3 separate regions of the Homo sapiens genome follow, and regions 2 and 3 are each linked to region 1. The links are chromatin contacts, found by Hi-C or POLR2A ChIA-PET in ENCODE. All regions are on one chromosome and are shown on one strand. Each heading gives the region's core, a stretch centred on a gene start or an enhancer-like site at or near the end of the contact. The rest is flanking DNA. Distances are from core to core; before and after follow the strand shown.

Region 1 (4,562 bases), core at 1,410-3,909:
CATTGAGTGCTTTTTGTGGAACGTTCTTCTGAAAGTTTATGACACATGATTATGACACATGATTAGAAACGTAGACGTCTTATCTTCCCAATCATACTGTATGTTTTTGTGTTTATCTCTCCCCAGTGTCCAGAAGAATGACTGTTTATTTCTTTTTAAAAATTTTGTGTGGTGGCAGAAGGGCTAACCAAGGGTTTCCTGTTCACTCATGTGAGTTTCTGGTGGAGAAAATAACTTTTTTCATGCTGAGATATGGCAAAGATGAAGCATGGTCAGCAGGAAAAGTAGAAATTGTCCCAAGATGAGAACGAGTTATAAACTTGTCATGAACCGTAAGTGAGGTTGGGTCTAGAAAGGCCAAATCTACTGTCAGAAAATCTCAGTGGAAAAGTCAGAATTTGAGAAACTCTGATTTGAAGAAAGGCAAAGTATAACTGATGTAAGTATTAATAAACCCCACAAAGCTCTGGACTGTGAAAAACAAAATTTAAAGATGAAGACAGAGAGAGAAAAAAAATGGAACAGAATAGGTGGTTATAAAACACTCGTTTTACTGCAGTTTCAGAAACTTTCCTGGGCCGAGCTCCCAGATCCTCACTCTGCTACCAGGAGCTGAGGCTCCAGCTATTAAAGCTCCATTCTTGCCAAAACCTCCTTCTTTTGCTCTTTTCTTGCTTCATGTTTCACTAATGACCTTGAGTAACTTAGGTCTCTATCTGTTCAGTTCAAGTTGGTGCAGCAGCTATTTATTGAGCATTTAAGGTGTGCCAGGGCTGCAAAGATAAATGAGACATGTCTTTTTGCTGGAGTGTGAGCCAGAGGTGGGGAGAGGGAGCTGTTAGACACAATAACAGGTAATTTGCGTGTGGTGCCAAAATAGAGAAAGGCCGGGGAGGTGCCCGACCCAATCTGGGGACCTCAGTGATTCTTTCTACAGGGTGGACTTCTCCATGAGGTGTGAAAGGCACAGAGCCAAGGTCCTGTGGGACTTTTAGAGACCCATGAAAATGTTTTCATTTCTTCTAAAATCAGAAGAAAAAATGAACATGCTCCAGCCCAGATTTTATTTGCCTCTATACCAACACAGTTGTGGAGCCATTCTGGATATTTTTTACGGAGAATGGGGCCCACAAAGACAAAAGTGCCAGGGGCCCATGAAAGTCATATGTGGCTACCTTAGTTTCCTGGGGATGCTGGGACAACGTTCCAAAGACTGAGTGGCTTAAACAACAGGCATTTATTGTCTCATGGTTCTGGGGCTGGAAGTCCAAGATCAAGGTGCCAGTAGGGTGGGTTCCTTCTATGGGTCATGAGGGGGAGTCTGTTCCAGGCCTCTCTCCTAGAAGCTGGTGGTCTCAAGAAGGCACCCCCTGGTTTGCAGATGGCCACCTCTTCCCTGTGTCTTTACATCACCTTCTCTCTGTCTATGCGTTTGTCTTTTCACATAGCATTCTTTTATACAAGAAGTCCAGTCATGTTGGGTTAGGGGCTCACCTGTGTCGGTATGACCTCCTCTTAACTTATTACATCGGCAACAACCCTGTTTCCAAATAAGCTCACATTCTGAGGTCCTGGGGGTTAGGATTTCAGCAGTGGATTTGGTGGCGGTAGGGAGCAATTCAGCCCATAACAATGGCCCTGGGTTCCTGGGAGCGCCCCTGCCTTTCTCCTGCTTTGTAACCAGTGGGCTGGTCTTGAAGTGGGAACAATGAAGGCCCCTCATTTCTCCCCCTCCTCCCAAAATAAATAAAAAAGAATGACCAATTGTCCTTAATGCCATTTTGCTCATGGGTAGGGTTTCCTTAAGAACACTGAAAAATTATGTTGCAGAATTTGATTGGAACATTTTATGTATTGACCTCACTTCTAATCAAAGATGGCCAGATTAGCAATCTAAAAAGGTAATCTTGGCCAGGCGTGGTGGCTCACACCTGTAATCCCAGCACTTTGGAAGGCCAAGGCGCGTGGATCACTTGAGGCCAGGAGTTTGAGATCAGCCTGGCCAACATGGTGAAACCCCGTCTCTCCTAAAAATACAAAAATTAGCTGGGCGTGGTGGTGCATGCCTGTAATCCCAGCTACTTGGGAGGCTGAGGTGGGAGAATTGCTTGAACCTGGGAGGCGGAGGTTGCAGTGGGCAGAGATTGTGCCACTGCACTCCAGCCTGGCGACAGAGTGAGACTCTATCTCAAAAAAAAAAAAAAAAAAATCTTTACCTAAGAAGAGCTGAGTGTGACATCTTCAGAAAGTTAAGCCTTCTCATGGACTCCTCAGCATGCACCGTCCCCAGAGAGGCTGGCCTCAGAGGGTCCTGGTGTGGAACTGCTGGCAGCTCCTTGGGAGCTGTGTATTTTCTTCCCATTTCTTAGGGACAGGCTCTGAGCCAGGGAACACATGCCAGTGAGTGGTGATAAGGACTTTGAGCAAACCCACCGCAGTTCCCACCCTCAATCCTCAGGGTCAAGGTTGAAGGGGGCCAGAGCACATTTTTCACAGGTTCCGTGTGCTGTTTTGGGGAAAGTGCCAAGCAGTCGCCCAGGACAAAACCTGGCCCCAGAGCCCCCAGCCTGTTTTGAATTTCCATCTCTAATGCCACCTTTTGCCCCGGGAGTCCCAGAAGACACACCCTGGCTGAGGAGCCCTGCTCAGCTGGTGGTGGTTTGAGGCCAGCCAACTCCACTTCTCACTCCCGCCCCTGCTGAGTCTGCAAATATTTCTGGGTGTCTGGTCCTCATTAGGGTTGGCTGAGCTGACAGTGTGCAGGCTTCCCTCTGAGTTGCCACCTCACCTGTGGTTGACCAGACTCCCCCATCTTCACTTCTGAAGAAAAGGCTGCAGGGGAGTGCACAGGCGGTTGCCAGAGCTCGTCCTCTGGGATCTGGCGCCATGTAACTCGGCTGCCGCTGTCACCACCTTCTCCTGGAGGCCAGCTCACCACAGGTCTCTGGTGCTGGCTGGGGCCTCACCAAACTCTCTGGAGTGCAGCTACCTGAGTTTTCTCCGGGAGCCCATCAGCTGTCTGGGTTCTCTCACAGGTTGTAAGAGAAACAAACTGAAAATGTGCTAACTCCTTTATCACCTCCTACTTTTTCCAGGCTCTTTTTTGAAGTTCTCTGCGTATTCCCAGGCTTGCACTTCTCAGTCATTTTCATAAAAATAAATCCGTGTGGAGCTCAGGGTGAACATCTAAGCTTTAACATCTTTACACTTAGATCCCCTCTTGCAGTTGGAAGGGAGCAGCTGTAATTAAGAAAAGTACACAGGAAAAAAAAAAAAGGTTTCAGTGTGTGTTCTTTCTTTCTGAAGCATCTGAGCCGTTTTGCTATTAACAGCTGGAAATATTTCGAAAAATCCAGGGCATTTCCAAACATCTGACTACTCAGCTGGGTAAAAATACAGTCTAAGTATTTCCTTTTGCATTTGCATCACTTCGTGATTAGTCAGGACTTTCTTCCCCCCTAAAATGGTTTCTATTACAGCTGTGTCTTTTTTTATTTGGTGACCCAATTACATGACTCTTCAGCATGGAAAAATTCACATTATTAGTTTAAAAATATATCGTTGAACCTCAGTAACAGGTTTTGTGAGGTTTCGTTTCATAAACTTTTATAAAGTTTAATTTTGTCATTTCGTTCTAGAGTAAAGGAAAAAGGGCTGTGGCAGAATTTTCAGGTATTTTGAGATAGGACTGAGGTGGGAACTAGAAGGCGCTGTGAATATCCCTTTTGAGTTTTCCCCTTTTTATCCATTCACTGTTGTAAGGGAGAAAGCTGGCATCAGATTGAAACATTCCTGGTGATTTGAATGAGAGCAGTCTGGCTACAGAGCTTCCTCATCTTGGGTGATTTAAAGTTCTCATTTTTCTTTACTTGAAGGTACAACCATGAGTGTGTGATCATCCCGTTGCTCCTCGTGTCCTAGGAGTCCTCTTAACAGTGAACTCTTCAAAAGATTATTGAGTTTGTTATGTAGACACATTCCAATAGTTCTGGAAAAACATTGCCTCAGATAGACTATAATCTGGAGATTTACATTCTTTAGAATTTCCTAGTCAGGAGATATTTTAGCACACAGGTTCTTTAAAAATAAATTATTTATAGCTTCAATATTTTCTTTATAATTTGTTCCAACTTGTTCATCATCATTGAAGCTAGTATTCTACTCCCCTTTTCAAGCCAAGGCGTCTGTTTCCAAGTGAGAATTTAAAGACAATTCCTTGTTTGATTCCCTCCCCGCTTATCTTTTCTGGAAGTAGATAGATTGTGTCAGTGGTCAACACCTCTGCCAAAGTCAACTTCTAAAATAGACATAACGTAAGAGCAGCACACAGCTTGGCCTTGTTTCCTGGTGGAGCTCTGTCTCCAAGCATTGGGTTCTATAGGATTGGTTTTGCCAGCCATGAAGCCTGCAGAACTACATTCGTCAAGGAAGCAAAAGGATTGCTTTTGTTCACCTCATCCATCAACTGCACAAATGCATTATTTGGTACAACTAGGTATAGAAGTATCAGAAATACTTTTCCCTACTGCAAATGCATTTAAAAAATAATGCTTGCGTGGGAT
Region 2 (4,562 bases), core at 547-3,046, 330 kb after region 1:
TGCTGAGGGCCCAGTCCTAAGAGATGGCTGTTTTCTCCCTGTGCCCCCACAGGGTAGAAGGGGCAAACAATCTCTCTGGGATCCCTTTTATAAAAGCAGCAATACCATTCTTGAAGTCTCCTCCCTCATGACCTAATCACCTCCCAGAGGTCCCACCTCCTAATACTATTACCTTAGGGTTTAGTAGGACTGGTTTCCCAGAAGCCCCTCTCCGTGGCAATGTATGAATTTTGGGAAGACATAAACATATAGTCCATTGCACCACTTTATATACATAATATATATATATGTTATATGTATGTGTATAGATATATGTTTTGTGTGTGTGTGTGTGTGTGTGTGTATATATATATCTATATCTATATATCTCCCCTCTGGACTGTAGTCCAGTTGTAGCAAAACTTTAAAACATATACACACACATACACACACACACCCCCAGTGTGTGTGTGTGTGTGTGTGTGTGTATATAATATATCTTCTATATATCATCTGTCCTGTATATAGTGTGATATATATAATATATTATATATTATATATATATATCTCCCCTCTGGACTGTAGTCCAGTTGTAGCAAAACTTTAAAACACACACACACACACACACACACACACACACACATATATAACTTTCTAACTTTCCCTTGGTCAACAAGCCTCAGAGGAATAACATAGACTCAACTCAGAGAATCTTGTCTCTACCCTGACTCACATTTAAGGCACTAAAATATCATCGTACCTCCCAGCTTCCCAAGCACAGCCTTTTCTAATTTGTTTTCAAGGCTGATCACTATGATTGGTCATTTTGGTCTTCAGAGAGGAAAAGCCTTTTGCTTGATGTTTGGTGATATCCATACAAATCTGCAGCTTTCTGGCTCAGCTACTCATTGGGTGTTCCCGGGCATTACTCTCAAAAGTCTAATTTTCTCCCTAATGTCTCCCACACCCTGAGTCCCAGTTTTGGATTCAAAACCGATGTCCTGGGATATAAGCTCATTGGGAAACTGTGTCCTTAGATCTAGACACTTGTCCTTTACCTGGGCACTCTTGACGTGCTTCCTGCCCATGCTCAGCTATTTAGAATGTGACACCTCCCCTGAACAGAGGCACCAGAGCAATTGCCCCAAAGGAAGGTCCTGTCCTCTGCCTTCACCCATGTTGGTAGGTGGTTCTTCCAAGATCGAGGTGTCAGCAGAGCTGGAGGGGACTATAGGTGGAATAAGGTCATTGTATGTCTGTAGGTTGTCTGTGATTGGCTGGCTCTCAGAACAATGGCTTATTGTTCTTCCCCACCTGGGGCTCTCTCCCAAATGAGATTCATCTTATCTTAATCTTAATCTTAATCTTACTCTTATCAGGACCCCACAGGTTTATTGGAAATCAAGTGTGAGGATGGACCAGGGAAGACACACTGACAAAGTCCAGCATGTTCTAGGGTCTGTTACAGGTAGGAAGGCTTTTAGAGGAATGTTGAGAAGGAAGGGAGCCACTCCTTCTATAGAGTTATCCTTTTGGTTAAGGTGCAATACAGAGGTTTTAATCATTGCTTCAGCTTGCAACATACAGGCTAAAATGTGGACATGTAAGACAATCAATAAAACTTTATGATTCAGAGACAAATCAGCAAAACTTCATGATTCAGAAACAAATCAGTGTCCTTTTCAATGTCAGTAGGTCGTGCATTAATCAGTACATCAACAATTTGAGGAACTCACAGTAAGGTTCTTTACTTGGGGACAGGATGTGGCCATGAATCACAAGACCTCCCTGATGGAAGCCTGTCAAATGTGACCTGTAGGTTATCAACGATGAGAACTGTGTCTTACAGATCTTTGAGTCTCCAACACTGGTCACAGACTCAGGTACCCAGGGAGGTTCAAAATGTTTAGCTGGATGCTCAATAGATCTACAGGTGACAGACAATCCAGGTGCCAAAGCTAAGCCAGAATCCCCATTATTTTCATTTCCTTCTGTATTCATCAGCTTGGGCTGCGACAACATAATACCATAGACTGGCTCACTTAAATGACTGAAACTTATTTTCTCCCAGGTCTGAAGGCTGGAAGTCCAAGATCAAGGTGCTAGCCAATTTGGTTCCTGGTCAGGGCTCTCTTCCTGGCTTGTGGACTGCTGCCTTCCTGCTATGTCCTCACATGGTGAAGAGAGTGCTTGAGCACTCTCCTGTCTCTTCTTATAAGGACACTGATCCTATTGGATCAAGCCCTGCCCTTATGAGTCCACTTAACCTTAATTACCTCTGTAAGGGCCCTTTCTCCTAGTACAGTCACTTTGAGGGTTAGTGCTTCAACATGTGAATTTTGGGGGGACACAAACATTTGGTACATAACCGCTTCTTCAACAAAGATATTTTTTATAGATTAAGAAAGAAAATCACAGAGATGAACACGAAGATCAAAATTGACTACTCTTATGGGCTCTTACCTGTCTAAGGGCCTCCTTACCAGGAAGATGGCATGAAGGATAATAATCAGGATACAATAATCAATAACAATAATATCCTCTGCCTCACCTGCCAAACACCAGCTGCTTCTCAACTTTTGTGGTACTTCCAGTATCTCTGGGTGAGGGGCTGGGAGCCTTCGGTGGCTGCCCCATGCTGAGTACAGAGCAGGGGGATGCAGACACTGCAAAGGTTTCCACCATTTCTGAAGTCAATGAACAAGCTCATTCAAAAAGTATTTTCCTTTCCATTTGCCTCATACACAGGAAAACAAACAGGTATTAAAAAGTAGTCATTTATCAGAGGATAGTATTTCAAACACATGATAGACTATGATATTTTTATGATATTTACCATAGCCTCAAACACTCTCTCGACCACATGAGGACACTTATTTGACTGCTACTGCCATAATTACTGGTAATATCCAGGCAGATTTGAATTTGCAGATGAATATGTTTAACTTTGGCACATAATTAACACAATGACAGCAAAACAATTTAATCACATCATATGTGACCATTACCTAAAGTGTCTGTCTTTATATAATCAGTAGAAAAATTGCAGCCATCTATTTTTAATATTGCTAATATCGACATTTGAATGGAATTCAATGAATATCTAGAAATAAAATGGATACTGAGCAATAATTAAGCACTTGTATGTTTGCAATTGTAAGCTTCGATACTATTTTCAAAACAAATGGGGCCGGGGTATAATGTTCTGGGAGTTTCTGTTGGACTTGACTTTTCCTGGGTCAAATCTCAAGAGCTGTTTACTTGAGGAGGGGGTGGCGGGGCATGGAGCTGAGAATGTGAAGGAAGGGGCAGCCCCCCAGGGAGAATTCCAATCAGTGATCCAGTCATAGGTTTGGAGGGGATACTGCACCTGGCCATGTGCCAACAACATGGAAACTGGGGCATCTTAGGGGAAAGAAGACTCCAAGAAGTCCTGATAGTAATTCACTGAACTTGAGCACACCAGGTACAATGTTTTATGTGGTCCCTTGGGAAATTAAAACAGGCCTACTCTATGGGACTTCTGATATACCTAGAACAGCAGGGTTAAATTAATATAAGACAATAGAGATCTCATTGGAGGGCAAGGGTCCTCTGGAAGGTGTCTGTGTTTGGTGGAAGGGGTGGTAAGTACAAGTTCTTAGAGTAGCATTTAGGAACACATTGCCTTAAGCTAAATAACAAATTAAAGTCTAAGTTGCACACAGACAGACATAGACATGCAAAGATCTGTTACTATTTTGCTTTATTTAATCTATTGGGAGATTTTTTACTTATAATGGATCATTTAAGTGCTGGTACATTTTAATTAAAAGGCAAAAGAATTCCTAGCATCTTACAATATGAATGCATCCAAAAAATCATGAAGATGAGCTGCATCTGTTCTCTGCAGCATTTTCTAATAGAGACACATCAGAATTAGCCTAAATAGCCAACAAAACTAGTTCTTTAAATCTGATAACCTACATACTTAGCATGGCATATTACACATCTATAAAAAGGATGTCCAAAATTTATGTAATTACATGAAAAATTGTTCCAAGCATACATAAAAAGTAAGCTTAAACAATGGATGTTGTATAAATCAGTTTCATAAATAAGTCCATTCATAGAAAAGGCTACAAATGTCTGCAGACATTAATTGATTATCTAGCAGATAATTTTAATCTTCTTGCCATTGTTCCTACAAAGAGCCATTAAAAATAGACTTAAAAATCACTGAAAAAAAAATTTCAGGCTCTTGAATGCTTCTTTGTTTTTTTGTTTGTTTTTGAAACTGAGTTTCGCTCTCATCGCCCAGGCTGGAGTGCAATGGTGCGATCTTGGCTCACTGCAACCTCCACCTCCCGGGTTCAAGCAATTCTCCTGCCTCAGCCTCCTGAGTAGCTGGGATTACAGGCATGTGCCACGACACCCTGCTAATTTTGTATTTTTAGTAGGGATGGGGTTTTACCATGTTGGCCAGGCTGGTCACGAACTCTTGACCTCAGGGGATCCACCCCACCTTGGCTTCCCAAAGTGTTGGGATTACAGGCATGAGCCACCGTGCCTGGTTTCTTGAATACTTTTTGATAGTGGCTACT
Region 3 (4,562 bases), core at 1,249-3,748, 260 kb before region 1:
TGGTGGTGTGCACCAATGGTCCCAGGTACTTGGGAGGCTGAAGCTGCAGTGAGCCGTGATCATGCCACTGCATTCCAGCCTGGGCAATAGAATGAGAACTTGTCTCATTTAAAAAAAAAAAAGAAAGAAAAAGAAAGTATTATTAGTAACATTTTCCATCAAGGTCCAAGGTAAATGACCTCAGTACCTTCAATTCACTTCAGTGTGTTATATAAATATTAATATATTTGTGTGTGCTATGAGATGAGAATAATTGGGAAGTATGACATTACAGACTTATTTGTAACTTATTTATATGTCTCAAATAGCCCCGTGACCATCCTTAATAGAACGATTAAATACTCATATGATGAGATGCTATGCAGCCATTAAAAAGAATGAGGCAGCTCTAAATATTGTAAAAGGGAAGAGGCTTCAAAATGTATTAAGTGAGGAAAGGAGGTGGGACACGGTGGCCCATGCCTCTAATCCTAGAACTTTGGGAGCCTGAGGTGGGAGGATTGCTTAAGGCCAGAAGTTTAAGACCAGCCTTGGCAACATAGACCCCATCTCTACAAAAAATTTTTAAAAATTAGCTGAGGGTGGTGGTGCATATCTGTGGTCCCAGCTACTCCCGGGGCTGAGGCAGGAGGGTCGCTTGAGCCACAGAGTTTAAGGCTGCTGTAAGCCATTATTGCACCACTGCACTCAGTCTGGGCAACAAAGCAAGACCTTATCTTGAAAAAAAAAAAAAAAGAAGAAGAAGATGATGCTGGGTGCAGTGGAGGCTGAGGTGGGTGGATCACTTGAGGTCAGGAGTTCCGGACCAGCCTGGCCAATGTGGTGAAACCATGTCTCTACTAAAAATACAAAAAAAAAAAAAAAAAAAAAAAAAATCCAGGTGTGGTGCTGTGCATCTGTAATCCTAGCTACTTGGGAGTCTGAGGCAGGAGAATTGCTTGAACAGGTTGAACAGGGGAGGCAGAGATTGCAGTGAGCCGAGATCACGTCACTGCACTCCAGCCTGGGTGACAGAGTGAGTCTCCGTCAAAAAAAAAAAAAAAAAGGAAAGGAAGAAAGAAGGAAAGAAAAGGGTACTAGTGTATTTATTAGTTTTCTATTGTTGCTGTAGCAAATGTTCTCAAATTTAGGGGCTTAAGACACAAACTTATTACCTTCTGATTTTGGGGTAGGAAGTCTGACACAGGCCTCACCTGCCTGGGATCAAGGCGCCAGCAGGGCTGCACGCCTTTCCAGGGGGCTAAGGAGAGAATCAGTGTTTTTGTCACCTGCATTACGTGGCTTCCTCCATCTTCAGTACCAGCAACTTTGCGTCTCTCTAACCCCAAAGTCACATCTTCTTCTGACTACAGCCTGGGAAGGTTCTCAGCTTTAAGGATTTGTTTGATTACATAGGGCCCACCTGGATAATCTGCCTTCTCAAGGCCTTTAACTTGAATCAGCTGCCCCGTCCCTATTGCCGTATCACATATTTACTGATCCCAGGCATTAGGACACGGACACCTTGGTGAGGAGGCTTTATTCCGGCTACCGTGGTATGCTATTATTTGTATCAAAGTATTTGCTTACTTAGACTGTCTCTGGAAGGGGACATGGGAAGCTGGTAACAGCAGTTGCTTCTGGGGAGGACTGGGTAGCTGGGGGATGTGGAGGCTGACTTCCCACTGTATCTAGCTTTCGTTCATTTGGGTTTTTAATCAGTGTGCATATATTTACTTGAAAAAGTGAAGAATTGGCCAGGCACGGTGGCTCATGCCTGTAATCCCAGCACTTTGGGAGGCTGAGGTGGGTGGATCACTTGAGGCTGGGCGTTTGAGATCAGCCTGGCCAACATGGCAAAGCCCCATCTCTACAAAAAGTTGGCCAGGTGTGGTGGCACATGCCTGTCATCCCAGCTACTCAGGAGGGTGAGGCAGGAGAACTGCTTGAACCCCGGAGGTGGAGGTTGCAGTGAGCCAAGATTGCACAATTGCACTCCAGCCTGGGTGACAGAGGGAGACTCCATCTCAAAAAAAAAAAAAAAAAAAAGTAAAAGTGAAAGTTTACAGCTCTTAAGCTACATGGTGGTGGTTCATTGATGTGGTGTGTTTGCTTTCTTGCTAGTAGTGGAAGTTATCTGAGAGACCGGCAGCGAATCTGTACAGGTCTGCAGCAGCCTCAACTCTTCCTTCCTCAGAAGAAAAAAATAGATTGTCATAAGGCAGGAAAAGAGACCGAGGCAAGTTTTACAGCGGAGTGGAAATTGATGAAAAAGATTTAGAGCAGGAATGAAAGAAAGGAAAGTACACTTGGAAGAGGCTTAAGGGGGCACCTTGGAGGTCAAGTGCTCCGTTTGACCTTGGACCTAGGATTTTACATGCTGCCCTGCTTCCGGCGTCTTGCACCCCTTTCCCTTCATTCTTCCCTTAGGGTGAGCCACCCGCATGCGCAGTGACCTGATTGTGCTTGGGAGGCAAGCATGTTTACCGGAGTTACGTGTGTTTACTGGAGCTGCAGGCATGCTCACCTGAGTCGTTCTTCCCGTTTCCGGTGGAATGACCCCCTAGAAGGTTACCCCCCGCCATTTTGCCTCTGCGTGTGTGTGTGTGTGTGTGTGTGGGGGGGGGGGGGGGGTTGTTTTTTGTTTTTTGTTTTTTTTTGAGTCAGAGTTTCACTGTTAGTTGCCCAGGCTGGAGTGCAATGGTGCAATCTCGGCTCACTGCAACCTCTGCCTCCCAGGTTCAAGTGATTCTCCTGCCTCAGCCTCCTGAGTAGCTGGGACTACAGGCGCACGCCACCATGGCCGGCTCATTTTGGTACTTTTAGTAGAGATGGGGTTTTCACCATGTTGGCCAGGCTGGTCTCTAACTCCTCACCTCGTGATCCGTCTGCCTTGGTCTCCCAAAGTGTTGGGATTACAGGCATGAGCCACTGTGCCCGGCCGCCAGTGAAGTTTTTTTTAAGATGCTTAGTACTGTATTCCAGATACCCGAGAATGTTACAGTAGGTAGCTAGTGGGGCATGAGCAGGGCAGGAGACAGCTCCCCCCACACACCAGAAATGTCAGGCGACCATCACGTGATGGGCCGGAGGTTGTCATCCTGCCTCGCTAAAATGATAATTGGTTGCAGCTGGCACCAGGGAGCGGCCGTTTCCCAGTAGATAGAAACAACTGAAATTGGTAGTCCGCAGTTGCGCTCCAGCCTGGGCAACAAGAGCAAAACTCTGTCTCACACAGAAAAACAACCCCAAAACAACAGCAAAAAAAACCCACGAAAAAAAACCACCGGCTTCCAACCTCTACTGCCAACCACCATGACAGTCACTAGATGGCGCCCTTTCACTCTTTCTGGTACCGCTGGTCACAGGGCTTTCTCCTTGCCTGTGCCGTTCATGTTGAACCCAGCAAGTATGGGTGATAGGCAGGCTTCACTGATTTCTGTACACATGTGAAGGCTGTTTCCTCCTCTGTAAAATGAGGGTTATAATAGTACCAGCTCATTATGAGCTGTACTAAGACTAAACGAGAGTGTACATAAACGTCTCTAAAAAGAGCATACCTAGTAAATAATCATTGACTAATGTTAACTATGGACATTAATGTCTACCTTCCTGGTTAGAAAGTTTTCCCAGGCCTCTCTTCTTCCTATGAAAGGGCAACTCGACCCAACCTTAGGGGACCCTTTCCTAACACTATCTTAATTCTGTCCCAGCCTATCAGTCCTTAGATGCCGCAAACATTTGTTTCAGGTAAGCAACAACTGCATTTTGTCTGTTTAGCTTTGTAGGCAATATTTAAATTCCAGATCTACATTCTGATTTTCCCAAATGGGGCCAACTCCAAAAAAAAAACAAAGTTTGTACCAAATGAAGTTAAGTTACATGATAAATCTATGGCTCTTGTGAACAGATCTCAAAGCAATTGCCTTCAGGTTACGATGGGATTTGTAAACTTTTTTTTTTTTTTTTTGAGACAGAGTTTCACTCTTGTTGCCCAGGCTGAAGTGCAATGGCACTATCTCAACTCACTGCAACCTCTGCCTCGTGGGTTCAGGTGATTCTCCTGTTTCAGCCTCCCGAGTAGCTGGGATTACAGGCGCCTACCACCACACCCAGCTAATGTTTTGTATTTTTAGGAGAGTTGGGGTTTCAACATGTTGGCCAGGTTGGTGTCGAACTCCTGACCTCAAGTGATCCACCTGCCTCGGCCTCCCAAAGTGCTGGGATTACAGGTGTGAGCCACTGCACCCGGCCAGTAAACCCATTTTTGATGGAACGCAGGCTAGCATCACATTAGAAATGCTACCCCACCCTGTCCTATGGGACATTTGTCATTTTGGGGCTTTGGTCCTCATTGATCCTTATTCAAGGATGTATCCTTCCTTCCTTCCTTTCCTTCTTCCCTTCTCCTTCCTTCCTTCCTTCCTCCCTTCACTTTCCTCCCTTCCTCCCTTCACTTGCCCCCTCCCTCCCTCCCTCCCTTCCTCCCTTCCTTCCTTCCATCCTCCCTCCCTCCTCCCTCCCTCCCTCCCTCCCTGCCTTCACTTTCCTCCCTCCTTCCCTCCCTCCCTGAATTCTTGCCT

What was found. A loop is a pair of places that touch in the nucleus more often than their neighbours do. ChIA-PET counts read pairs that join two places held with the same protein, here RNA polymerase II (POLR2A). Pooled maps may share reads with other maps.
Region 2: a map of mammary epithelial cell shows a loop between it and region 1 (2.1-fold over the local background). The contact joins two enhancer-like sites. A Hi-C loop is called at or near these places in 4 of 168 maps with a recorded cell type or tissue (K562, PC-3, PC-9 and 1 more) and 3 of 50 pooled maps. POLR2A ChIA-PET finds 5 or more read pairs at or near these places in 3 of 52 experiments (BJ, Caco-2 and activated T-cell).
Region 3: a map of lower leg skin shows a loop between it and region 1 (7-fold over the local background). The contact joins two enhancer-like sites. A Hi-C loop is called at or near these places in 8 of 168 maps with a recorded cell type or tissue (CD4-positive, alpha-beta T cell, CD4-positive, alpha-beta memory T cell, GM12878 and 4 more), 13 of 37 single-sample maps with no recorded cell type and 16 of 50 pooled maps. POLR2A ChIA-PET finds 5 or more read pairs at or near these places in 1 of 52 experiments (Caco-2).

What each region holds. Positions count from the first base shown.
Region 1 is chr21:35,849,066-35,853,627 of GRCh38, reverse strand. No RefSeq gene overlaps it. Among named protein-coding and RNA genes, the nearest start is that of MIR802, 130 kb to the right of the region's middle. Within about 2 kb of position 2,659, at least 6 of the 41 ENCODE cell types and tissues checked have a DNase peak (open chromatin) inside an H3K27ac peak, as active enhancers do.
Region 2 is chr21:35,522,730-35,527,291 of GRCh38, reverse strand. All of the region lies in intron 1 of LOC100506403 (a long non-coding RNA gene), which reads left to right. Among named protein-coding and RNA genes, the nearest start is that of MIR802, 200 kb to the left of the region's middle. RefSeq lists an enhancer at 1,214-2,413. Within about 2 kb of position 1,796, at least 4 of the 41 ENCODE cell types and tissues checked have a DNase peak (open chromatin) inside an H3K27ac peak, as active enhancers do.
Region 3 is chr21:36,111,712-36,116,273 of GRCh38, reverse strand. The region is part of intron 1 of CBR1-AS1 (CBR1 antisense RNA 1); the gene reads left to right. Among named protein-coding and RNA genes, the nearest start is that of CBR1-AS1, 13 kb to the left of the region's middle. RefSeq lists enhancers at 2,039-2,098, 2,436-2,948, 3,090-3,189, 3,230-3,359. Within about 2 kb of position 2,498, at least 27 of the 41 ENCODE cell types and tissues checked have a DNase peak (open chromatin) inside an H3K27ac peak, as active enhancers do.